4 separate regions of the Homo sapiens genome follow, and all the other regions are linked to region 2. The links are chromatin contacts, found by Hi-C or POLR2A ChIA-PET in ENCODE. All regions are on one chromosome and are shown on one strand. The core of a region is the stretch at or near the end of the contact, and the rest is flanking DNA. Distances in the headings are between cores, read along the strand shown. Region 1 has its middle 20 kb from the start of PCNX1. Region 2 overlaps SIPA1L1 (signal induced proliferation associated 1 like 1). Region 3 overlaps TTC9 (tetratricopeptide repeat domain 9). Region 4 overlaps RGS6 (regulator of G protein signaling 6).

What was found. Hi-C counts contacts between places; a loop is a spot of excess contacts on that map. ChIA-PET counts read pairs that join two places held with the same protein, here RNA polymerase II (POLR2A). Pooled maps may share reads with other maps.
Region 1: a pooled map shows a loop between it and region 2 (9-fold over the local background). The contact joins two enhancer-like sites. A Hi-C loop is called at or near these places in 5 of 37 single-sample maps with no recorded cell type and 12 of 50 pooled maps. POLR2A ChIA-PET finds 5 or more read pairs at or near these places in 1 of 52 experiments (activated CD4-positive, alpha-beta T cell).
Region 3: a pooled map shows a loop between it and region 2 (7-fold over the local background). The contact joins two enhancer-like sites. A Hi-C loop is called at or near these places in 4 of 37 single-sample maps with no recorded cell type and 9 of 50 pooled maps.
Region 4: a map with no recorded cell type shows a loop between it and region 2 (25-fold over the local background). The contact joins two enhancer-like sites. A Hi-C loop is called at or near these places in 5 of 37 single-sample maps with no recorded cell type and 8 of 50 pooled maps.

Annotation. Positions count from the first base shown.
Region 1 is chr14:70,884,740-70,890,677 of GRCh38, reverse strand. No RefSeq gene overlaps it. Among named protein-coding and RNA genes, the nearest start is that of PCNX1, 20 kb to the left of the region's middle. RefSeq lists an enhancer at 3,065-3,374. Within about 2 kb of position 4,162, at least 12 of the 41 ENCODE cell types and tissues checked have a DNase peak (open chromatin) inside an H3K27ac peak, as active enhancers do.
Region 2 is chr14:71,550,989-71,557,182 of GRCh38, reverse strand. The region is part of intron 4 of SIPA1L1 (signal induced proliferation associated 1 like 1); the gene reads right to left. Among named protein-coding and RNA genes, the nearest start is that of SNORD56B, 160 kb to the right of the region's middle. RefSeq lists a silencer at 1,041-1,140 and enhancers at 1,561-1,620, 1,731-1,790, 1,951-2,010. Within about 2 kb of position 1,387, at least 9 of the 41 ENCODE cell types and tissues checked have a DNase peak (open chromatin) inside an H3K27ac peak, as active enhancers do.
Region 3 is chr14:70,667,716-70,673,900 of GRCh38, reverse strand. TTC9 (tetratricopeptide repeat domain 9) reads right to left here. Exons shown (of 3, transcript NM_015351.2): 2 at 6,155-6,185; 3 at 1-2,825. The coding sequence ends at 2,746. Among named protein-coding and RNA genes, the nearest start is that of LINC01269, 28 kb to the left of the region's middle. Within about 2 kb of position 4,645, at least 3 of the 41 ENCODE cell types and tissues checked have a DNase peak (open chromatin) inside an H3K27ac peak, as active enhancers do.
Region 4 is chr14:72,472,705-72,479,489 of GRCh38, reverse strand. It overlaps RGS6 (regulator of G protein signaling 6), which reads right to left. Exons shown (of 18, transcript NM_001204424.2): 9 at 6,537-6,618; 10 at 4,791-4,865; 11 at 2,650-2,748; 12 at 1,161-1,222. Among named protein-coding and RNA genes, the nearest start is that of MIR7843, 41 kb to the left of the region's middle. RefSeq lists an enhancer at 2,483-2,692. Within about 2 kb of position 1,754, at least 2 of the 41 ENCODE cell types and tissues checked have a DNase peak (open chromatin) inside an H3K27ac peak, as active enhancers do.

The DNA of each region.
Region 1 (5,938 bases), core at 2,913-5,412, 670 kb after region 2:
AGGTTCAGGTGGGCAGATCCCTTGGGCTCAGGAGTTCGAGACCAGCCTGGGCAACATGGCAAAACCCTGTCTCTACAAAAAATATAAAAAATGAACTGGGCATGGTGGTGTGCATCTGCAATCCCAGCTGGGGCTACCCAGGAGGCTGAGGCGGGAGGATCAACTGATCTTGAGAGGTCAAGGCTGCAGTGAACCGTGATTACACCACTGCATTACAGCTTGGGCGATGGAGTGAAACCCTGTCTCAGAAAAAATTTAAACCCTCAAATCATCCCTCTTCGGTGAAGCCTTCCTTGACCTCTCCAGCACTTACTAATTTTTATTTTTCTTAATACCTATGACTTGTACATAACACAGTAAATGGACACAGTAGACATATTTCTGTCTCATGTGTGCTGACCTTTTCTTCTCAAATAGATTATAAACACTTTGAGGACGGGACTCATTTTAAACTTCTTGAAATCATCTGCCAAATTCTGTGATTTGGTGATTAGCCCGGCTAGGATCAACTTAGGCCCTAGAGTATCTCTATAGTTGGGGAGAATGTAAAAAGCTTTAGAGGTACTAAAAACGCAAAAATGAAAAGCAGAGTATGAGTTTCTCAGCATGATAGCATCAAATCAGCCTTGCTACTGGACCTACACAAACCTTTTCTTTGATTCTAGTAGCCAGTCTTATTCCTGAAGATCAAGTCCCTAACAGCCTGTCCGTAGGTCCCTTTTCAGTGACTCTTGTTGATATCTCATTTGTTCTAGATTGTGCGCTTTCTCTTGCTAATCCTTTAAAAAAAAAAAAGAAACCCAAATCCTGCCTCTGAACCTCACCCTCGAAGGTGCAGTCCCTGCTACCCACTATCCTGAGCAGCCCCTTTGGATTTCATGACTGCCCAGACCTCTGTAGTGCGTGGGCTGTGCTCCACCCACCTGTAGTTAATCTCACACCCTACCTGGCACTGGCTGGCCAGTCTGCTTCTTTGGTCTGCCTCTTTCTGCCAAGATCTTCTGGAAACGCCTGCCTTGCTCCTGGGCTCCTGGCTGGTCCCCGCATCCTTTCCATTTTGCCATCAACTAAGCCATCATTCTCAGATTTAAGAAAAAGAATTCCCCTCAATATTAAAGACACAGCAGACACATACACGTGCAAATACCCATAGTCATAAGTTCCTTTATCATTGAGAAAATTTTTACTACCTTCCTAAATTTATATTCTCCCTTTTCAGGCATTTAGCATCATCTCTAGGTCTTCCAATGTTATGCTTGGAATTTTCTTTAAATAAAAGTGGCCCTTAGAGGTCATTTACTCCAACCTTCTTATTTTACTCCTGGTCTCTACTACCCTACCTTTACGCATCTATTTAGAAGCTAGTGGCACAGGATTTTTGCTAATGATGCCTTTATTGAGGGATTTTCTTTGTCTGTTAGTAAATTACCATGATGCTAGAAGATTTTACAGAAAGTCTCAACTTAGTAATCAGCTACCATCAAAATACATTTATCTATTATTAAGGTAAGACAATTTCCTTCTCAGCCCCAGAAGGGAGGCACATGCACACAAGTATGCACACACACACACACTCACAATGTGATCAGCCAGCTCTCTGTCTGGAAAAATCAAAATACCTCCCAGCTGGAATGACAGCATCATTTTATTAACGCTGAAATAGGAGGGTGATAAAGCAAGTCTCAGCAGGCATAGCAGAAATGCACTGCTTTTATGATTCATATTTCAAAAATGATGCCATGGGAGCAAAAATGCAAAGCAGAGCTTATTATATGCTAGCAAAAATGGAGTGAAGGGTAGTCACCTCAGCTGTGCCTTTTAAGCTCTAAAGGAAGCAACACCACTACCAATTTTCTCTCCTCACCCTGAGGTTGCAACAGACACTTGGATTTGTCTACAGCCATTACTTCATTGTTCTCTGTGCTGTGAGTGGGCTAAGAAAATGATGTTGTTTCCTGTGTGATGATCTTGCTAGAGCTTTGGAGGTACTAAGGAGAATTGCAAAGAAACAGAATCATTAGTACAGTCATCCTTCATCCCTAGTTGTGGGGGGTGGGGAGAAATTGCTTCCAGGACTCCAGGATACCAAAATCTGGGGGATGCTTAAGTCCCTAATATAAAATGATGTAGTACTTGTATGTAACCTATGCACATCCTCCCATAGTTTAAATCATCTTTAGATTACTTATAATATCTAATACAATGTAAATGCTATGTAAATATGTGTTACACTGTATTATTTTTATTTTTATTGTGTATTATTATTATTTTTTTAGTGTTTTTCACCCTCAGTTGGTTGAGTCTGTATATACAGAACCTGTGGATATGGAGGGCCAGCTATATTGTCCTCCGTAGCGCCACCTCTTGATGAGGGGCTGTTGTTGGCCCCTGCAATAGACTGAATGTCTGTCCTCCCCAGATTTATATGTTGAAACCTAATTCTCCTCATGATGGTATTTGGAGGTGAGACTTTTGGGAGGCGATGAGATGTAGCCCTCATGTATGGGATTAGCACCCTTTTAAAAGAGATCCCAGAGAGGTCCTTTGTCCCTTCTGCCATGTGAAGACAGCCATCTATGAACCAGGTAACAGGCTCTCACCAGACACAAAATCTGCTGGCACCTTGATTTTGGACTTCCAAGCCACCAGAACTGTGAGAAATACATTTCTGTGGTTTATGAGCCATTCAGTGTATAGTATTTTGTTATAGCAGCCCAGATGAACAACACAACTATGCTTTCCAAACCCAGAATCCACAGGGTATGTGTGCTGCTTCTCTCTCTGCTTTGCTTGGGGAGAAAGGAATATAAAGGACCCCTGGGAATCCCTTCCCCTGGAGGTTTCCAGCTGCCTGCTTTTGACTTTGACTTCTCTTCTCTCACATGCAAGTAAAGAAAACAATACTGGGTTAACATTTTCTAAGCTGTACAACCTTAGGACAGTGCCATTGGAAGGAAAATAGGCTAGAAATCAGAAAAGATGGGCTTGATTCCAAAGATTTCAGTCAGATCTTTGACGTCAAGATATCACAAACCCTCCTTCTTCAAAGTGCAGGCACTGTCTGTTGGCTCACATCATCCGTGAGCACTTAGAGTTCCTTGAGTAAGAAGTACTGCCTTCTATAAACATCTCTGCATCTGGAGACTTATTCCTGGACATTGCTAATGAGTCAGTGAAAAACCCCAAATGATCTATGTATCAATTCCTGTTTTACACTTTCAGTTTATACAATAAATGAGAAAAAGGGCTAAGCTCAATTTGCTGGAAGTTGACAGTCCATTTTTATTTTGAAATCATTGTTGGTAATTTCATACCAAAGGAGAGGCTTACAGCAAGAGAGTAGAAATGAAAGCAGAAATGAGAAAGCTTATATAGTCTCAATTTCGATGACTCTAAAAACATTGATCAATCAACAATGCAGCTCATCCAGGAAAACCAAAACACTTTGTGGTAGGCAGAATTCTAAGCCCCTAAGGTTTCCTGCCTCTGGGATCTGTGAGCCTTCTCCCACTTACTCAATCAAACAGCAACCTAGATTCTGCTGTGAAGGGATTTTGCAGATGTAATTAAGGTCCCAAGATAGGGAGATTGTCTGGGTGGGCTTGATCTAATAGCACGAGCCCTTTAACTCTGAGTCTGGAGGTCAAAGACAGAAAAAAATCAAAGAGGTTTGAAGCATGAGAAGAATTCAACAAAGGGGAGATTCTCTATTGCTGACTATGAAGATAAAAGGACCAAGTGGTAAGAAATGCGGCAGTTTCTAGGAACTGAGAGTGGCCCCCAGCTGACAGCCAGCCAGGAAACAGGGACCTCAGTCCCCCAACCGCAAGAAACTGAATCTGTGACAACCAGAATGAGCTTCCACAAGGCCCTTGAGCTCCAGATAAGAACACTGCCCAGCTGACATCTTGATTTAGCCCTGTGAGGAGATCAGTGGAGTCACACCCTTCCCAGTTCTGGGGGAAAACCTGTAAAGTAATGAATGGGGAGTTGTTTTAAGGGGATAAATTTATGATGATTTAGTATGCAGCATAGAACTAAAATCCACACTTCCTGAATGGTTTTAAAGCCTCTTAGCCTAACCCTAAGACCAAAACCCAACCTCCTTCAAAGAGAAACCTGCCAACCACTGTGAACCAAATCTATCAGACAAGTCTCTTGTGATTCAAATTATAACCCACGGCCCGACAGCATACATGTGGCCTAAGAAATGCAGCATCTCAGGTCCCATCTGGATCTACTGAATCAAAACCTTCATTTTAACAAATCGCCTGGTGACTTATATACACATTAAAGTGTGAGAAGCACCAGTTAGCATTTTAATGCAGAGCTGGAGATCTGGAATCAGCAAAACCCATGTTCCCAAGCTGGCTCTACAGTTTTACTAGCTATGCGGACTTAGACAAGTTACTTAACCTCTCTGAACTTCTATTAATCGGTAAAATGGAGCAGGTAATAGTACTGACTTTATAGAGTTGTGGTGAGGATTAAATGGGACAGTATGTAAAGTGCTTTAGCCCTGCATTTTGGCCTGTCGTTAGCCTGGCAAACAGTAAGGGCTTAATAAATTGTTGCTTATTATTGGATTGGGCAGTAATAGCATCAATTGAATGTAGAGGGAGCAGGTAAACTGTATCAGTTGGAAACTTGCAGGATCACTGTGGCTGGCATCCTCTGATTAAATATGTTGTCACGCAGCTCCTCAGAGACTGCAAAAGGTTGTGACCTTGGTTTTCTACCTAACACAAGGCTGGGTCAGCCATGCCATTCCATCCCAATGCCTGTAACCATCTGTGTATCCCCCGACCCTCTCCCTTGTCGGTATTTAACCTCACTGGGCTTGACCTCACTTAGCTAATGAGATCTGGCCAGAAACCATGGAGATGGTTGTCAGCAACTCGGGGCAGGTGGTATCCCTGAATACCAATGGCAGCTCAATCCACAGAAAAGATGAAGAGATGTGCCAGGGGCAAAACACAGCCTGTTGAACTGTTTTAACAGAAATCTAAGGTTCTTCTTATTTTTGTTGGAGGGAATGATGGCAATGGTGACAATGGTGTTGGCATTACTGAGTATAAGAATGAATGTATAAATCAACAGTGACAAATGAGTAATACATAAGCCAGAGAGCTTTTGTGATCAATTCTGCAGAGGCCCGTTCCCCCTCCTGGTGGTTTCTCTGTTCTTGGCAAAGACTCCTCTCACTTGCTTTATTTCTCAGCCTGAGCCACAGCAATCTCTATAGTTCAATATAAATAATGAGGGTGATATTGATAATAACAATAGCTCTCATTTATTGAGTGCTCCAAGTGCCAGGCACTCTTCATATATTATTTATACTCCTTATAACAACTCTTTGAGGTAGACATTATTATGTTCCTTTTTAGCCAAGGAAACAGAAGCCTCAGAGAGGTTAAGTGGCTTGCCCAAGTTTACACAGCAGATAAGATAGTCTTGGATTCAAACCTGAGTCTGTTTGACTCTGAAACCTGTGCTTTCTTCGCTTTATCTCCGCAATACAGCTGTCATCCTTGACTGGGCTCTTGGCCCTTTGCCTGGACACTGTATCTGGGCCTTCGATACTACTGCCCAGTCAGCTCCTGAGCTGCCTTGCTCCTGTCCTTCCAGGTTTGCACCGCTTTGGCTTCTGTCTTTGCTCAGATGCTCACCTGTCTGGCCCCTGGAAACATATGGCGCTCACCTATTTCTTGTCGGTCCACATGGTTCTGCCCGTGGGTTTTCTAATCTCACTGCTCATAAGCAAGCTTGCTGGGCCTGACTCATGAAGGAGTGGCTTGATGCTCCCAGACTCTGGGTAACTGTCCCTCATTCTAGACCCTCCTGCCTCATAAGTAGAGTCTCCCCTATCATCCAGCCTGGCTCACCATTGCAGAAGAATGTTTCCTGCCTGTGTCAGAGAAACCAGCCACCTGGGTTC
Region 2 (6,194 bases), core at 138-2,637:
ATATATGCAAAGATTTGTGAAGGAAGATAAAATACTAAGATTCCAAAAGAAAAATGGGAAAAGAAGTATTAATGGGTATGGTGTTATGATAGCTATATTGGTTTTTGTCCACAGTTCCTAGCTCCTAACTCCCACAGTCCTTGTTATAATGCTGGGGTACTTTAGGCCTCAGGAAACAGAATCTCTCTCTCTCTGACCTCCTGTCCTTTCACCTGCCCAAGGCAGGGCTCTAATCTGATTGTGGATCAAAAGACACTCATTCCAGAGAGTCCTGCTCCATATCCTACGGGAAGGAAAGCTACACAGAAAGGCCAAGAAAAGTCTGAATAGACAGGCCTTGCTGGATTTAGATAATGTGCTTTTTGTCCAATCACATTTCTACACGGTTGTCAACCAGGCCATGTAATAAAACCTCCTTGTATAAAAACCCAAAGGACCAGGTTTGAAGAGCTTCTGGAGAGGTGAACATGTAGAAGTTCTTGGAAGGTGGCACGCCAAAGGAGGGCACGGAAGCTCCGTGCTCCTTCCCTGATACCTTGCCCTACACAACGCTTCATCTGAATCCTTTGTAATATCCTTTTAAATAAATCAGTAAACATGTTTCCCTGAGTTCTGTAAGCTGCTCCAGCAAATTAATTAAACCCAAACATGGGGTTGTGGGAACACCAACTTAAAGTTGGTCAGTCAGAAGTCTGGAGGCCTGGATTTACCAATGATGTCCAAAGATGTAAGGGGCAGTCTTGGGGACTGAGCCCCCAACCTGTGGAATCTGACACTATCTTAGGGTGGATAGTGTTGGAACTGAATTGAGAACATCCAGCCAGTGTACGCTGTTTGGCATGTGGAGAAAAAAACCCACAGCTTTTGTCACAGAAGTGTTTTCTGTGTTGATGATTGTCATGGTGGTATGAAAGCAGAGGAAAGACACGGTTTGAGAGTTTTTCTGAAACAGTAGGCAATTCACAAAAGAAAAAATTGGTTAAACATTTGAAAAATGTTTCTGTTCAATAAATACAATACAGGCACACCTCATTTTATGGCACTTCACTTTATTGCACTTTGCAGGTGTTTTTTTTACAAATTGAAGGTGTGAGGCAACCCTGCATTGAGCAAGTCTGTCAGTGCTATTTTTCCAACAGCATGTGCTCACTTCCTGTCTCTGTGTCACATTTTGGTAATTCCCACAATATGTCAAACTTTGTCATATTATTACATCTGTTTTGGTGATTTCTAATCTGTGATCTTTGATGTTACTACTAATCTTTTGGGGAATGCCACAAACTGCACTCACAGAAGACGGCAATCAATCAACAAATGTCAAACAATCAACAAATGTCGTTTGAGTTCTGACTGCTCCACCCACCAGCCATTCCCCATCTGCCTCCCTCTCTTTGGGCTCTCTAGTCTCTGAGACCACAACACTGAAATTAGAATGGCCTCTAAGTTCAAGCGAAACTTGAAAGTGAAAGGAAGAGTCACAGGTGTCTCATTTTAAATCAAAAGCTAGAAATGATTAAGCTTAGTGAGGAAGACATTTGAAAGTTGAGAGGCTGAAAGCTAGGATTGTACCAGTTAGCCAAGTTGTGAATGCAAAGGAAAAGTTTTTGAAGAAAATTAAAAGTACTACTGCAGTGAACACATAAATGATAAGAAAGCAAAACAGCCTTACTGCTGAGATGGAAAGTTTTAGTGTTCTGGAGAGAAAGAAGATCAAATCAGCCACAACATTCTCTTAAACCAAAGCCTAATCCAGAGCAAGGCCCTAACTCTCTTCAATTCTATGAAGGCTGAGAGAGGTGAAGAAACTCAGAAGAAGAGTTAGAAGCCAGCAGACATTGGTTCATCAGGTTTCGGGAAGGAAGCTGTCTCCATAACATGAAAGTGCAAGCTCACCAGCAAGTTATCCAGAAGATCTAGCTAAAATGATTGATAAGGTGACTACAATAAACAACAGATTTTCAGTATAGATGAAACAGCCTTCTCTTAGAAGAAAATGTCATCCAGGACTTTCATAGCTACAGAGGAGAAGTCAATGCCTGGCTTCAAAGGTTCAAAGAACAGTCTGACTCTCTTATTAGGGGCTAATGCAGCTGGAGACTTAAAGTTGAAGCCAATGCTTATTTACAATCTGAAAATCGTAGGGCCCTTAAGTATGCTTTAAGAAAAATAAGAGGTATTAATTTTTATAAAATGTGCTCATTAGCTACTGGAAGAGTGAAATTGTTGTTTTTTTTTTAAATTAGGAATATGTATCGAGAGCCTTTAAAATGCTTACATACTTTTTTTCCCAGTTATTTTATTCCTGAGTATTTTTTAAGGAAACAATTCAAAAGACAAAATTCTGTGCAAAAAAAGGGTTCATCACAGCATTATTTAGGATAGCAAGGAGCTATAAACAACCTAAATGCTCCCAAACTATGTTTATAGCAATAAATATTATAAAAAGTGTGGTAGCCCAAGTGTAGCAGATCAGGGGAACAAGAATGAAATTCCCAAAACCTCACCAAAAAATTTTATGAAGAATCAAATCACAGGATGTTGTAATTTGTGAACTGTTATCTTTTTCTTATCAATATAGAAGTTAACAACAACAACAACAAGCTCTCTTTATACAGAAGGTCACCTGTGGGAAGTGTTACTCAAGAATGCTGAGAACATCTTCGGTTTCACAGTGGGGCAGAACTGACAGGGAGCTAAAGACTGAAAGCAACAGAAAAAGAACATCTTTTCTCACCAGCCTACATCAGAAAAGCAGATACATTTTTTTAACTTTCTTCTTTAAAAATCTTTATATTTTTTATTTTTAAGTCTGTGGTGTTTAAGTTGCACGATTTTAAGGTCATCTGCTTTTAAATTCAATATCATGGCTTCATGTGTGCAAAGAAAGCAGTAATACTGTTTAAAAAGAAATGAGGAATCTAAACTTCCTTAAATTAACATTTGAAGGTTTGAGCACAGTGAAACCAAGGTTCAATATCAAGACATTAATTTGTTCAGAAAAAAAAATACTGTATCTTAAACAGAAAAAAATCTCTAAACTACCTTTGCTGAACAGAAATAACGTATCAGTACCATGTTCCTACAAACTAACAGAAGATGCTACAGGTCGTAAATATTAAGAAAGAAAACTTTTTTCTCTAATTTTATATTCATTCTTGCTACATTTGAAAGGACTGAACGGAATATTCCATTCAGATAGGCCAAAGTTCAAAGTCTGTACCTGGATGAGGACATGAATTTCAAACACAAACCACAATCTGAAAAATAGTCTGTCTCTAGTTACTTTATACAAAACACTATGCTAAGGTCTCAATTTAAGAAAGCTGACAAGAATTGCATTTATTCAATGAATCAATCAGTTCTACACTAAAAACTAGGTTACATACATTCTGATATTTGTTTTCTATATGAAAAAAAAAGAATTGTATATGATGTAGAGTAGCCCTACCTAAACAATACAATGGGATCTCTGAAGCACAGAAATCTATAAAATGGGTTCAGGCCAAGGAAAAAGTCTCCTTCCCTACACATTCCTGGTATATTTTACCTTATCTCAGAATATCAATTCACAGGTCTGTTCAAATTATACTGTTAGCATTTCCTAAGAAAAAATAAGCTCTGAAAAACATGCCTTTCCTATCTTGACATCCAATTAAAACATTCAAACTAATACCCTATTTGGCTGACTGAGGTAAGGAGGAAGAGAAGAGAGGAAAAAAGAATGCAGAAGCAAAATGTTTTTTCCTCTTCTGTCATTACTGTTTTTAACTTAACATGTCTCAAAGTGTTTAGCTCCATGGTGATGGGAGCAGGCGAAAAATATAGAAACACTGAAAGAACAAATTCCCCCAGAATATTTTAGGGTTCCTAACACAAAGTGTACTGTGGAATTATAGAAACATACAAGTTGAAAATAGATTCTTATAACTTAGTAATGGTGGAAGATGAACAATCTTTCCTTATAATAGCTTTTAAAAATCTGCTACATTCACCCCACCAAAAAAGCTGAGCCAGATTTCTATCTGATTTTTTAAAAATTATTATCTCTCAGTATAAAGGAAATAGAAGAAAAAGTATTCATTGCTTAGAAGAGTGGATTTCAACAGGGGAGACTCTGCCCTCCAGAGTGACACTAAGCAGCATTTGGAGATATCGGCAATCTGAACTGAGGAGGCGCTATTGGCATCTCGTGGGTAGAGGCCGGGGATGCAGCTGAACATGTAATTCCACAGCCCTTCACAACAAAATTATCTGACCCCAAATGCCAGAGTCCTAAGGTTGAGACCCTGGTTTAGAAATACTTTCGACACTGAAATGTGCAGATTTATAACCACTCAAGTTCCAAAAGACAGTCCCTTAGGTCAAAGTAAGGAAGGAAGGCTCCAAGGCACTCGGTAGTCCCCACAGACTGATGTATGGAATGACTGAACTTTCATACTAAGGATACAAACTCAAAAGCTGCTGCAGGAGAAAAGTTCAACCATTCAATAAATTACCAGCTTAAAAGAAACAGGATCCCAGCACTCTGGGAGGCCGAGGCGGGCGGATCACAAGGTCAGGAGATCGAGACCATCTTGGCTAACACGGTGAAACCCCGTCTCTACTAAAAATACAAAAAAAAAAATTAGCCGGGCGTGGTGGCGGGCGCCTGTAGTCCCAGCTACTCGGGAGGCTGAGGCAGGAGAATGTCGTGAACCTGGGAGGCGGAGCTTGCAGTGAGCCGAGATTGTGCCACTGCAATCCGGCCTGGGCTAAAGAGCGGGACTCCGTCTCAAAAAAAAAAAAAAGAAATAGGGTATGGGAAAATACATTTGTAAATAAACCTAAAATTTTAGCTAACATAAAATCAGTATAACCTATTAAATGAAGATAATATCAATGATATTCTGTACCTTTTGTGGTAGTAATAATAGCTATGGTACAATTAATTTCCACTTACTGGTTCTTGCTTGCTAAAACTTTCAAGATCTCAAAGTTTTAATTAAATGGCTTAGGATACATTTATTCTTTACTACAATTAATAATATTTTCTGGCCCTTGTTCTGTGAACTGTCCTAAAGCCTGGGGAAAGGATGGCGGGTACAGCAATCAAAGCCATCACTCTTGAGGGGCTTACAGTCTAGTAGGGGAGAGTGAGAACAAGCAAATCAATAAACAAGATAAACGTCAGATGGCTAGAAGTGCCATGCAGAAAATTAAAATATAGTAATATGATCAAGAGTGGCTGGCTGGCTGGCTACTTTAAACTGATTTGGTCAAGGAAGGCCTCTTTGTGAAGTAGTCATTTAAGATAAGATGACTAAATGTCATGAAGGAATCAGTAACACAAAGCATGAATGTTCCAGGCAGAGGGAAGAGCAAGTGGAAAGACTCTGGGACATGAGCAAACAGCGTGTCCAAGGTAAAGAGTGCCAGTGTGGCTGGAGGGGAAAGGGAAATGACCCAGAAAAGAAAAGACAGATGGTGTGGGGCTGTGAGGAAGCTTGCAGGGCCTGGTATGGGGTTGGACTTTAAGAGCAACATGAAAGGTTGCAGGTTCCACATCACTGTCTCATGACATAACGCAGCTCAAGATCAAACCAGCTTGCATTAAGGTGGGATCAGCAGAGATGCAGAGAAGCAGACAGAGTTGGACACTTTTGGTAGTAGAGCCAACTAGGCATACTGATGGATTAGATGTGGTTAAGAAATATGTTACTGATGGGTTTAGAAAGAGATGAATCAGGGATAACTGCTGAATGCTTAGCTTGAGCAACTGGACAGATGATTCTCCCAAGGAATTTCAAGTGAGACAGAAACAGGTTTAAGGACTATAAATAGGGAGACTAGCCATCCTGGTTTGCCTGGGAAGAAGAGGTTTCCTAGAATGTGAGACTTCAGTGTCAAAACCAAGAAAGTCCCAGGAAACAAGGATGAGCTCATTACCCTAGACACACATCAAGGTTTTTGTTTTGTTTTTCAGCTCACTACAGCTTCCAATTCCTGGGATCAAACGATCCTCCCACATCAGCCTCAACTGATTTGGTCAAGGAAGGCCTCTTTGCAAAGAAGTCATTTAAGATGATATGACTAAATGACTAAATATCATAAAGGAATCAGCTACACAAGGCATGAATGTTCCAGGCAGAGGGAAGAGCAAGTGGAAAGACCCTAGGATATGAACAAACAGCGTGTCCAAGGTAAAAAGTGCCAGT
Region 3 (6,185 bases), core at 3,396-5,895, 890 kb after region 2:
GGACGCTTGTTCTATGAGGTTCTGAGAGGCTGTCTTCATTTCGTTCTGGTTTTTGATCTTTCTACATGGGATGGCTACAATCATATCCTGGATTGTCCAGCCCTGCCCCAGCACACTCATGTAAACAAGACCTCTCTCCTGTCTCTGCATAGGGAATAATTACTCGGAGTCCTTCCTGACGCACAAAGACCAAGGGAAGACCCTGGCAGTTTGAACTCATTCTCCAGGTGACCTCTACCCTTCTCTTCATCCTTCAGATCCTAACAAACCATCTGCCAAATCACAAACGTTCTAAGTTGGAGGCTTGGGAATGGGGGTGGGGGTGGGGGTCGGGGCGTTTGAACACATTCCCGTGTGGGGCCATAGGGTAGTTTTGGGTTAGGGTCATGTAAAGCCAGCTAGGAGGAAGAGGAAAGACAGCATAATATAGTAGGGATTGGGGAGAATGTGGCAGCTGAAATAGCTTCTTCCTTTTCCTCTTCTCCAGAGAGTGAGCTCTAGGTGAGTAATGGCAGGCCCCTCAATATTTCTAGCACCTTCCTGTAGCCCCCGTTGAAAGCCTTTGGGGAACTATGTGAATATAACTTACGCTGCTCTCTTCTGGGCCCCTCGGCTGTGATTGGATCCTGCCGTGGTGGGGCATCTGCTTACATAATTAACCCATATTTAACTTTGTGTTTCCTTTCGGTCTTAATTGTGACCCTTTCCCAATGCTGGGGATGGGTGATGAATGCTAGGTGAGTTGTTGAGATACATGCTGGCTCCATCAGTAAGTAGAATGAGCAATACACAGACATAACTATTGGACCTCAGCTGCCTTTTTCTGACCTGTCACTGCTCTGACTACTAGGGATTCTGGCCTCTGGTCTTTTGGGGCCCTTGAGTAAATACATAAGGAGGCCATGTACTATCACTGACATCATGAACACTTTTCAGGTTAATACATATTGTCCTGTTCTCAAATGGTTATAATTGCCCAATATTATACTTACAGAGAGGCAACTAAGTATAGCATAGATACTAGCCAGAGCTCTGGAGTCAGGCAGGCCTGGTTCAAATCCTAGCTATGCCACTAAAGGCCATGCAACCTTGGGATAATTAATTTTTCTGGTTTTCAATATTCTTACCCATCAAATGGGAACAGTATCCCAGAGTAACTGCATGAAAGAAATGAGATTATACATGTAAAGATCTGAAGATAATGCATTTAATAAATCCTAACTATTCACATTATTGCATCTGTATATATTTTAATTTTGTACAACATTGTCTTTTTCACTAGTCACACGAAAAATACATGAAAGTGCTCTGATAATTTTAAAGCATCATATAAATTAACGGTGTCATTGGTAATAATCTCATATGCATTTCTTAACCCTTCCATTTCCTTGAAGACTGAGACGACATCCCATGTCCCACAGCATATTGCACAATGATGGGCAAACAATATGCCCTCAGTAAGTGTTTCTTGTTTGACTGAAGCAACATGGCATAGCATAACGAGCACAGACATCAGGAGACTAGGCTGGGATGAAATTAGTTTAAGGCAGGAGAGCCAGTCTGCAGTCATAATTTATTCATTCAACAAGCATTTGTTGAACACATTCTATGTGCTAGATGTTGAGTTCAGATAATTTCATCAAAAGAAGATTGTACAAGTTCTGACAAAGCCAAGCCCCTGGGCAGTCTCCACAATCCCAGCCCACTCTTAAAAGCACAAAGGCTGTAGCCACCATTGTCTGCCACTGGACAAACGGCCAATTGCTTTGGGGAAAGCCCCATCCTGCCTGGCTGTAAGTAGCTCTGATTGAGGGTTGGAGGAAGGAGTAAAAGTGAGGGAGTGGGCTGCTTCCAACAGAACTGACAGGAACTACTACCTGTTAATTTGTTTTTATTTACACTGAATCAGTCCACAGTTCAATCCCCTAGCCTATACGATGCTCTTTCCCCTGGCCATCATCTTTCCCTCCCTGTCACCTACACAGTCAACCTGTCCCAAACCTTGGCCCACTTCATCCTGCCCTTCTGCGGTCACAGCTGCCTGCTGGGTGGGAGTCCGGGGGAATGGTATGTGTGGTCACCAGAGGGCACTGAGTGGGCTTCAGTGGCATGTGAATCCTGGCAGAGTCTCGGATCCCCGATGGGGAGAGGAGAAAGCACAAGCCAAGACAACGAGTGGGGGAAGGAGGCAGGGGCTAAGTGACGGGTGGGGGGTGGGGGTGGGAACTCCAGTGTACACATTGACAGTCTCTATGTTGGCTTCACCAGCGCTTCTCTGTTTGTCTCGTCCCTGGATTTCTAACAGTTGCCTCGAGATGCTCTGGTTCTGGTCTGTCAGGAAAGTGTGGAAGGATCCAGCCCATGGGCTGTGTGCCTGCTGCCTGTGGGATGGTACACTTGCCAGGCTCCGCCTCTGTCAGAAGCACTGGCCAAAGTCAAAGCCACAACAGCATCCCAGCCCATGAGACTCCTCTCCAGCTGTCCCAGCAGAAGTCAGGCCCCTCTCAGTCGCTGACCTGCTAGAGGAGAGGATGTCTCCATTGTCTGGGCGACCTACCAGATTCCAAATTTGCATCTCTCCTTTTCGTACTGGGAGGAGACAAAGAGCTGGGGTGCAACAGGAGGAAAAATGAGGAGCCAGAAGAAGTGGGGAGAAAGGGACAGAATCCAGGACGGGGCTCTCTGCCAGGGGATGCCTGGAAGTCCCCGGTCAGGCGTGGGCGCAGCTCTGGAGCTGCTTCCTGGTTACATGGCTTCTTTTTCTCTCTGGGAGCATCGGCTGAGTTTCATCTCCGTCAGCTGGATATACCGAATCACGTTGGTGTCTGTGAGGAGAGAAATAAACCTTAGGGAACACCAGGTGAGGGCAACTATCACATTTACAAGGAATTAGCAAAGGCTGTGTCTGCAGACATCCAACAGGCCAGGCTCACTCAACCAAGGTCCCTTCTGCCTATCCATGGTGGCTGAGAGGGCAACTAGATGTCGACCCTCTCCTTCACTGTCTCCCCTTAGCAAATGTGGACAGGTTGGCATGACCCAGGGGATGTGAGAGAGAATGGGTGGGAGAGGAGAGAGAATTTCTCTCCCTCTTTCTATGCAGCAGCGTATCCCAGTGGTTTCCCAGCCGGCGCAGTTAGTTTAGTGAGACCCCAGTTGGAGTTTAACATCAGGCAAGTTGCCAACTTCTCTGAGCCTCCTGTACCATCTGCAAGAAACAACCTCTATTTTTTTTTGTTTGTTTGTTTTTTGAGATGGAGCCTTGTCCTGTTCGCCCAGGCTGGAGTGTAGTGGTGCAATCTTGGTTTGCTGCAAACTCCACCTCTCAAGTTCAAGCAATTCTCCTGCCTCAGTAGCTGGGATTACAGACACATCCCACTGCGCCCAGCTAATTCTTGTATTTTTAGTAGAGACGGGGTTTCATCATATTGGCCAGGCTCGTTTCAAACTCCTGACTTTAGGTGATCTGCCCACCTTGGCCTCCCAAAGTGCTGGGATCAGAGGCGTGAGTGAGCCACCGCGCCCAGCCAACAAGCTCCATTTTTGAATGCCAACCTTGTGCCAGGTTTCTAACCTTCATGATCTCATTTAATCCTCAATACAATCCCGCAAGGTATGTATCCTTCTCCTCACTGTGACAAAATGGAATAGGGACCTAGCGAGATTGAGTCAGATGCCAAGGAGACACATAGTAAATGGTGTGTCTGGCTGCAAAGCCTGTCTCTCCTGAGGACTGTAATACCTGCCTCATGAAATTGCTCTGAAGCCCAAAATAGGTAAGTCTAAAAGTGCTTAAAACAATGATCAACAAATATTAGTCTAATGTAATTTTTTTAAGCTTGAAGAGTTTAAAATGACTTTGCTTTATTGTCTTATTTTTGTCGTTATAAGCAGGGTCAGATGACCACCTCACCAAAACTGGGGCATTTCTTCCCAGTTCCTGTTATTAGTGAGGATGGCATGGCAGGGAACAACTGCTAAGTTCCACACACACCATAACATAAGAGTGACAGGGCTGCCTGGAATAGTTACTTCTGGAAGTAGAAATGAATACTATATCATGCTAAAAAATGCCAGGCGTATCCTCCAGAACCGTGCTGGCAGATAGCAGTGCTCCAGAAAATTCTATTGAATGAGTCCAATGGTTAGTCTTCAAGCTGCTTACAGTTGGTGGAACACGATTTATGTACGGAAAATAAATCAACAACAAGGTGTTCTTTAAAAAGATAAAAAAAGTATACATTTGGACATTTGTGACTTGATTCTAAAGTTTTTTAAAGACTTTTGAAAGGAAGATTGAGTTTAAAAAAAAAAAAAAAAGGCTGGGTGTGGTGGCTCATGCCTGTAATCCCAGCACTTTAGGAGGCCGAGGCAGAAGGATTGCTTGAGCCCAGGAGTTCAAGACCAGCCCTGGCAACATAGCAAGACTTCATCTATACAAAAAATAAAAAACATTAGCCAGGCATGGTAGTGCATGCCTGTAGTCCAAGCTACTGGGGACGCTGAGGTGGGAGGATCATTTGAGCCCAAGAGGCGGAAGTCGTAGTGAGCTGAGATCACACCACTGCACTCCAGCCTGGGCGACAGAGCGAGACTCTGTCTGAAAAAAGAAAAATTATTAACCATATAAACAACAAAAATAGCAACATCAAGTCAAAGTTGTTTAAATGTTACTTCCTCAGAGAGGCTCTTTCTGATCACTTGGTCTAAAATAGCTCCCCCCTCTTTACTCTTTTTTATTTTTTTTGAGACAGTCTCGCTCTGTCACCCAGGCTGGAGTGCAGTGGCGCAATCTTGGCTCACTGCAACCTCCGCCTCCTGGGTTCAAGTGATTCTTCTGCCTCAGCCTCCTGAGTAGCTGGGACTACAAGTGCGTGCCACCATGCCCAGATAATTTTTTGTATTTTTAGTAGAGACGGGGTTTCACCATGTTAGCCAGGATGGTCTTGATCTCTTGACCTCCTGATCCACCCACCTCGGCCTCCCAAAGTGCTGGGATTACAGGCATGAGCCACCGCGCCCAGCCTTACTCCTTTTTTTTTTTTTTTTTTAGACAAGGTCTTGTTCTGTCGCTCAGGCTGGAGTGCAGTGGTGCCATCTTGGCTCACTGTAGCCTCCGCCTTCCAGGTTCAGGTGATCCTTCTGCCTCAGCCTCCCAAGTAGTTGGGATTACAGGTGTCCACCACCACACCCAGCTAATTTTTGTATTTTTAGTAGAGATGGGGTTTCACCATGTTGCTCAGACTGGTCTTGAACTTCTGAGCTCAAGCGATCCACCTGCCTTGGGTTCCCAAAGTGCTGGAATTACAGGCATGAGCCACCACGCCCAGCGCCCCCATTTACTCTTGATCTCTTTATTCTGCTTTATTTTCTTCACAGCGTTTATTACTACTAAGTATTTCATTTGTTTACTATTTGTTTGCTTGTTTACTGGTTGACTTCTAGCCATCCCTTGGTAGAGAGCCCCTCCCTGGGTTCTGTCCCCTCTCCACACTTTTTTTTCCCACTTACAATAGACAGTGAGCCATTATAATATAAGCTCTTTGAAGGCAACAACTTTCTTTTGTTCACTACTATATACCTAGCAATATTGTACCCCCTCAATAAATATCTGTGGAATGAATGAATGAATGACTGGTGGATATGATCTAAGTGAATGCTATAGATAACACATGTCCTAAGGAATAGCATCTGACTGGAGAAGTCAGAGCATGCTTCCTGAAAGGTGCTGGGCTTAGCATCAAATTTGCCTGTTTGTATTCTGTGTCATCAACCAGATGTGAGCGCCTCATGGGTAGCGGCAGTGTCTTTTCATTGATTCCCTTGGTGCTTAGCACAAATCTTGGCACATAGTATGAATTCAATATATATATATTTGTTGAATAAGTGAAGAGAGCTGGATTCTGAGTTGAAAAAGATGAGGAATTCTATACTCTATTTGAAGAGAAGAGGGGCCTGTGCTCCCTGGAACTCAAACCCTAGGCAAATGCATGGGCTGTGTGCTCCTCTTAGGTCTTATCATATATATCTGATCCCTAATTTTGCCATCTCTGTCCCTGCCTGGCCCTCCTAGCCAAGAAAACTGCTGAAATGAGAAGGTCCCAGGAGCCACCAGAGCAGGGAGGAAGTAAGAAAACAGCTATTTCCGCCTTACCTGTTGGTTGTTGGGTCCTTGCTTCTTTCAG
Region 4 (6,785 bases), core at 505-3,004, 920 kb before region 2:
TGGTTCTCACAGCTGTGGTGGTGGGGGACTACTGGCCTCTAATGGGGAGAGGTCAGGAATGCTGCTAACTATCCTATAATTCATAGGACATTAAGAACACAACAAGGAATTATCTGGCTCAGAATGTCACTAGTGCCACAATCGAGAAACCCTGGAATAAAGACGTGAGCCCAAGTCCAGGGATGTCCTTAGCCCCTGAAGGTAGGGTATTCAATCAGACTCTTTGTTTGGGGTTGGAGTTTTTATACCTTCCATTTGTTGTAATTTATCTAGAAAAAAGATGTGAATCAACCCAGGAGCCAGCAGAGAAAGGCTTACAGGCTTATAGATGGCTCTCACAGCCAGCCCCCTGTAGGAGCTGGGCTTAAAAGACTCAGTTTATCTGACATCCAATAAATACCAAGACCCAACTTAAGCTCTTGATTCCTTAAGCAATTGGTCATTGCTTTAACGGTAGCATATGGATGAATAAATGTTCACTACTGAGCTGCCTGGTTAGATTTATTCCATATAGATTCCCCATGTGGTCTCCCATCTTCACGGAAGAGTTAAAAAAACAGACCATTTAGTTGATAAAATTGAGTCTCCCATGAGTTAACGGAGTGGAACTAGCTACTGGTGCAGAATGAAGCACACACACCGCTGTGGAAGCCAGGCTGGAGGGGCCAAATATTTTCTTTACAGCTGATTCGATGCAGTTCAGTGGTTGATGGCGTGTGGAGGCGGAACACTTCCCGATGATCCAGTCCCCTCCTGTCTATGCAGCCAGCACCTCAAAGGACACACATAATTTCTTTTCCCCTATAAAGTGAATCTGGGCATTTTATAGCTGAAAGGGGAGCAATTTCCATTTGAATTAATCCAGAGGCTGAAGGCAAAGGTGCATTATGTAGCTTTAAAGGACATTCTTCCTTGATTGACAAGGTCCCGTGGCCACCCCCTGTAAAGCCTTAGCAACGGAACATTTCTTGACATCACTCAAGGGAGGTCTGTTATCTTAGTTATACTCACATGGAGCCTGTGGGTTTTTCTGCACCCCAGTCTAAGGAATAACTACAGTCTAACTCTTGGCATTGAACACATTCGTTAACCATAACCCTGTAACATTTCTTCCCTGTTAAATTAGAAGAAAGTAGTAATATTATTAAAGGAAAACATACCTTTCAGCCACTTTGGACATTTTCAAACAATGTCTGTCGATCTGTGCGTTCAAAAATGTTATCTGGGAAAATAGAGAACACAGATGTTAAGACCAAACTAAAATTATTTTTTTCCCCTCGCTCCACAAACCCAAATCCTGCATTTCCACCAAGATCCAAATACCTCCTCTGGCCAGACATCTCCAACTCCCTCAGCTCTGCCCTCCAGCAAATTACTTGTGCCTCTGGACATCCCTATCATACAAGATTCATATTCTGCAATTTAGCCTTTGTCTCATCTCCTCCTATACTGTGGTGTGATTTAAGTCTTGCTTTCCAAAATTTAAAGGCAATGTATTTTCTACGTAGCTTAGCAACAGCATGGACAGGTGAAATGTGCCCCATAAATACCTGTTTTGAACAATCCCCAGTGACCCCTCCTCTGCCCACCTTTCACAGGCACGTCACACCCATGTCCTTGGCATGCTTGACTGGAATCATCAAATAGCTTTTTTTCTGTGTGGTTTTTTTTTCTTTTTTTCTTTTTTTTTTTTGAGACAGAGTCTCATTCTGTTGCCTAGGCTGGAGTGCAGCGGCATGATCTCAGCTCACTGCAACCTCCACCTCTCAGATTCAAGTGATTCTGCTGTCTCAGCCTCCCGAGTAGCTGGGATTATAGTCACACGCCACCAAGCCCGGCTAACTTTTTTCTATTTTTAGTAGAGATGGGGTTTCATCATATTGGTCAGCCTGGTCTCAAACTCCTTACCTCAGATGATCCACCTGCCTCAGCCTCACAAAGTGCTGGGATTACAGGTGTGGGCCACCGAGCCCCGAGCCCCGCCAAATAGCTTTTTTTTTTCATATATCCATTACCTCTTACCCATCAGATAATAAACTTGTCAAGGGCAAGCACCTCAAAGTTTACTCCTTTGGGTTTTGCCCTCTAGGAACCAGCAAGGCATAATATAAACAGTAGGTTGCTTTGTTACCAGTAAATATCAGAAGGAAGTAATATAATTAGCCATTGTCTGTTGACCTGGGCTGCTCATCATGAAAGAAAATAACATTCAACCAAGTAATGCTGAAATGGCATTGGGAGTAGAGCTTTATTTATTCTTAAACTTTCCTTTCAAATCACAGCAATAAAGTAGACCATCCTGAGCTGGTGCATTCCAATTATAAGGACTGTGTGACATGAGCCCCCTCCTTCCTCCAGCTCCCACAGCGGACTGTGGGAAACCCCATTACAGCAGTTACCCCAAGGCATGGGATGACTCATTTACGCCCTTTTCTAGTAACTGCTGGAGGAACTGGGTAGAGAATTCTTTCTCTCAAGCTTCCGTGGCTTGTTCACACACAGCACTTAAAAGGTTCAATCACCCACAGCTGGGTTCCACTGTGGTTTCCAGGAACTCAAAGCTTGCTCAATCTTCAGAGTTGAACATTTGAAAGGGTTTTTAAACTGGCCACGTCTCCTCCTGAGAGTGCAAGCTGTCAATTCATTCACCTGTTTCCGGATGTCCTCTTTTGTTGTTTTCCTGATTGGTTGGCTGAGTACATGCACCGGGCTCTGTGCCTGGGACTCTTCAGTCACGCCATACACGGACTAGGAGAAGAAGCAAGCACAGAGGATCATCCACCCACAGAATTGGAGGGTGGCTTAGGGGTCAGCTAGTCCAATGACTCATCCAATTTCGTGAATCCCCTCATGACAATAAGAGATTGGTCTCTGCTTTTATTTCTTCAATGATGAGAATGCTGCCTCTTAAGGCATGTCATCTCATCTTTGGGGTACCACTATAACCCAAATCCTATCTTTTATTGGGCTGAAAATAGCCTCCTTGTATCTCAGTGTTTCTCCAAATATGGTCCATAGACCACCTGCAAAGAATCACCTGGGTGTGCTTGGAAAAGACACGTTGCTGAGTATCCCCTCGCCCCCTGGACTTACTGCATCAGAATCTTTGTGGGTGGGTTTGGAAATCTGCACTTTTATCAAATGCCCCAAATGATTCTGAATAAAGAAAGTTCAAGAGCCACTGCCAAAGAGTATGCACAAAAGATCCCCTCTACATTTCCGTTGGTCAGCAGATTCCCATCTGGTACAAAACTGGGATGGCAGCATTTCAGGGTTTCCCTTTCAAGTTAAACAGTTTTCTGGCCTAAGTTTTTCCACATGTCCGTAGCTATAGCTACATTTAAAGCTGTTCCTCGTATTACGGAAAGACTAAACACAATCTTTGCAATGGGAAAGAAATGAAACACTGAAGGGCATGCAATGTGTAGTCAAAATCATCAAAATGCAGAAGGGCTCAGATAAGGTGGATGTGACTCCATGAAATTCTGTAATGTTAGAATTATGGGGCTCTTGAAGATGAAATGAGGACATTTTAGGACTAACATTTTAAAATATAATACAGTGGATATTGTTAAGTCAGTGACGAACAAAATATGTAAGTAGATTAAAGAAGTTTATATACATACGCCATGTCTAGTGTGTGTGTGTGTGTGTGTGTGCGTGTATTTTTTTTTAATGCATACATGAGAGAGAGCTAATTGGTCATCACAAGAAATAGGAATGTTTGGGGACACATCTCCACTCTTTGGAATTTTTTTTTGAGATGGAGTCTCGCTCTTGTTGCCCAGGCTGGAGTACAATGGCGCGATCTCTGCTCACTGCAACCTCTGCCTCCTGGGTTCAAGCGATTCTCCTGCCTCAGCCTCCCAAGAAGCTGGGATTACAGGTATGCACCACTGTGCCCAGCTAATTGTGTATTTTTAGTAGAGACGGGGTTTCTCCATGTTGGTCAAGCTGGTCTTGAACTCCCGACCTCAGGTGATCCGCCCACCTCGGCCTCCCAAGTGTTGGGATTACAAGTGTGAGCCACCGTACCTGGCCCACTCTTTGGAAATTAATATTACGGAGTCTGGTCATGCTGTCCTGCAATATTGTCCCTGGTGCTGTGGAGAGGGTGGGACATATGAATCGTGGGGGAGTCTGAGCATGGCACCCTCGGGTATGCTGTGACCACTACTCCTTTGAGTAAAGTGAAACACAAGTGACCACTGGGTCATTCACAGTTGGACAAGATGGTGGTTTGAGTTTGGGTGATCCAGCTCTATCCAAAAAAAAAAAAAAAAAAAAAAACCATAAAAAAGACTTTTATTTGCTTCTAAGTATAAAGCTTGCTTTCACCTGTGAGCTTTGCCACTTCTTGCTCCTTTTGTTTCCTCCCCTCCCTGCCACCTCCCCAGGACAACTGCAACTTACCCTTCAGAACACCTGACCCTCTTTCAGGAAGCCCTTGGGAAGCCCCCCACCCCCACCCACTCCAGGTCTGGCTTAGCTGCCCCTCCTGGGCTCCTCAACTGTCCTGTACCTCTCCTAACACAGCATTCATGGCCCTGTTGCCTGTTGGCTTGTTTTACTCCTGCCAGGCTGTGGGCTCCATGAGGACCTGCCACTGTATCCTAGCACGAGCACAGCGCCAAGCATGCATCAGCTGCTCAATCAATATTTGTGAAATGGTTATGGTTTCAAATGACAAAAGGTGGTAGAATTACAAGTAGCAAATTACTATTTGAATAGTACTAGAACTGGAAGGGCTATTCACATCAGGAATTTTTAACTCAGCTAAACTAGCGAACCTTTTTAACCTTTTGTGGATTCTTCAAACGTCGACATTTTCGGATATCCATTTCTGTTGTGTTCACACAGCCTGGCTGAGAAAAAAAAAACACATCATATAAATTACTACGTGAAAATTACACTTCCAATTTAGCCCATGTCACACCATCAGGACCAATCTTTATCTTTTTCCATTACAGACAATGCATGATTTTTTTTTCCATTTTGCCATAATATGCATTCCTCTGTGGAGTTCCCATACGATCTAGAAAAGCTTACCTCATAATCTAAGGATGATATGTAGAGGGTATAGTGTACAGTTTCTAAGAGCAAATTAGCTATTTAAGTGGCAAGATTGCCTCAGACACAGTCCTTAAAATTTTTTTTTACATACTTAACCGTTTGAAAAAGACTCCACGATATCAGGATGAGTAGCTATTTATTTATTTTTTGCTTTTAATCAAATTTTAAGAAGACCAATAATTTATTTTTTAGTTCCATTTCATGAGGAAAATGCAAGATTTGTTTTAATAACGTGAAATCAGAAATACAGTCAAACCTCATTATTTACAAATTTTGCATTTGTGAATTTGCCTGCTTGCTAAATTTCATTTATAACTCCTTACTCAGTAGTTGTACCTTGAGTAGCCTGATATGTGTGTTTCCCACTGAAATTGAACAAGGTGACGTCCTGCCTTTTTGTTTCAGACCCTTCTATTTAGGGCTAATTTAGTGCCAACTTTTCTGCATTTCTGTACTTTTTGTTGGTGATTTTGCTGTTTAAAATGGCCCCAAGGACAGTGCTGAAGTGCTGTTCACCATTCTCTGATGTGCCTTAGGAGGAAATAAACATGCAGGCATGAGCAACAGTGCTGTTGGCCATGAGTTTAATGTTAATGAATCAATGATATATATTACATAAGCTGTCTTTATACAGAAACACATTTAAAAGGTTATGTATCGATCAGCTGATAAAAATGTTGTGGCCACAGGCTCACGGGGACCTAGCTTGGTAGTTCCCACGGGAGTGATGCTTCAATGTGCGCTAATTCAGTGTTTGCAAAGACTTTATAGAACATAACTGCCATGGATAACAAGAATTAACCGTATTCGACAGAGAATAGTTGAAGATTCAGAGTTGAATAGCAGTGGAAATGGAAATTGTTAATTTGGGGAATGTAAACCTTCGGGACACAAAGGTCTTTTGGTGGAATTCCCATAGCTTCTCCATTTGCAATTCCATATTTTCAGGAATGAATAATTTTTTTTTTCCCCAGAGATGGAGTCTCGCTCTGTTGCCGAGGCTGGAGTGCAGTGGTGCGCTCTCGGCTCACTGCAAGCTCCGCCTCCCGGGTTCACACCATTCTCCTGCCTCAGCCTCCCGAGTCGCTGGGACTACAGGTGCCTGCCACCACGCCCGGCTAATTTTTTTGTATTTTTAGTAGCGACGGGGTTTCACCGTGTTAGCCAGGATGGTCTTGATCGACTGACCTCGTGATCCACCCACCTCGGCCTCCCAAAGCGCTGGGATTACAGGCGTGAGCCGCCATGCCCGGCCGAATGAATAATTTTTAAAAGGTGGAACTTACATATATTCCAGAAAATTTACTGAGATTATATAAATGAATGGCGAAACCAGTTCCACAAAGCTGAGCGATTTTCTTAAGAATGAGACACCTGGTGGCTAAAGACGGTCTTTTCTTTATAGAGATAAAAATGAACAATTAAGAAAAAAAAATCTAGAGAATTGAGTAGCGCTTTCTCACCACAGGCCTGTGGACATCCCAAAAGGCTCGTTCTTGACTATCCAAAATTTTCCTTTCTGTCTTGTCTTTTTTCCGGTCAATCCTGAAAGAGTAAAGAGAGGAAGGAAATAAGAAGCTCTGTATTCTGTTTTCCCTTCTGACACTTGCTCCAGCGTTTGCTCCTGTTGCTAGGGGCTAAGTGAACACAAGGCCATTGGTACCTGCATGGTGCCTGCTCTCTGCAGAGCTGTGAAATAGGGGTGTATAATT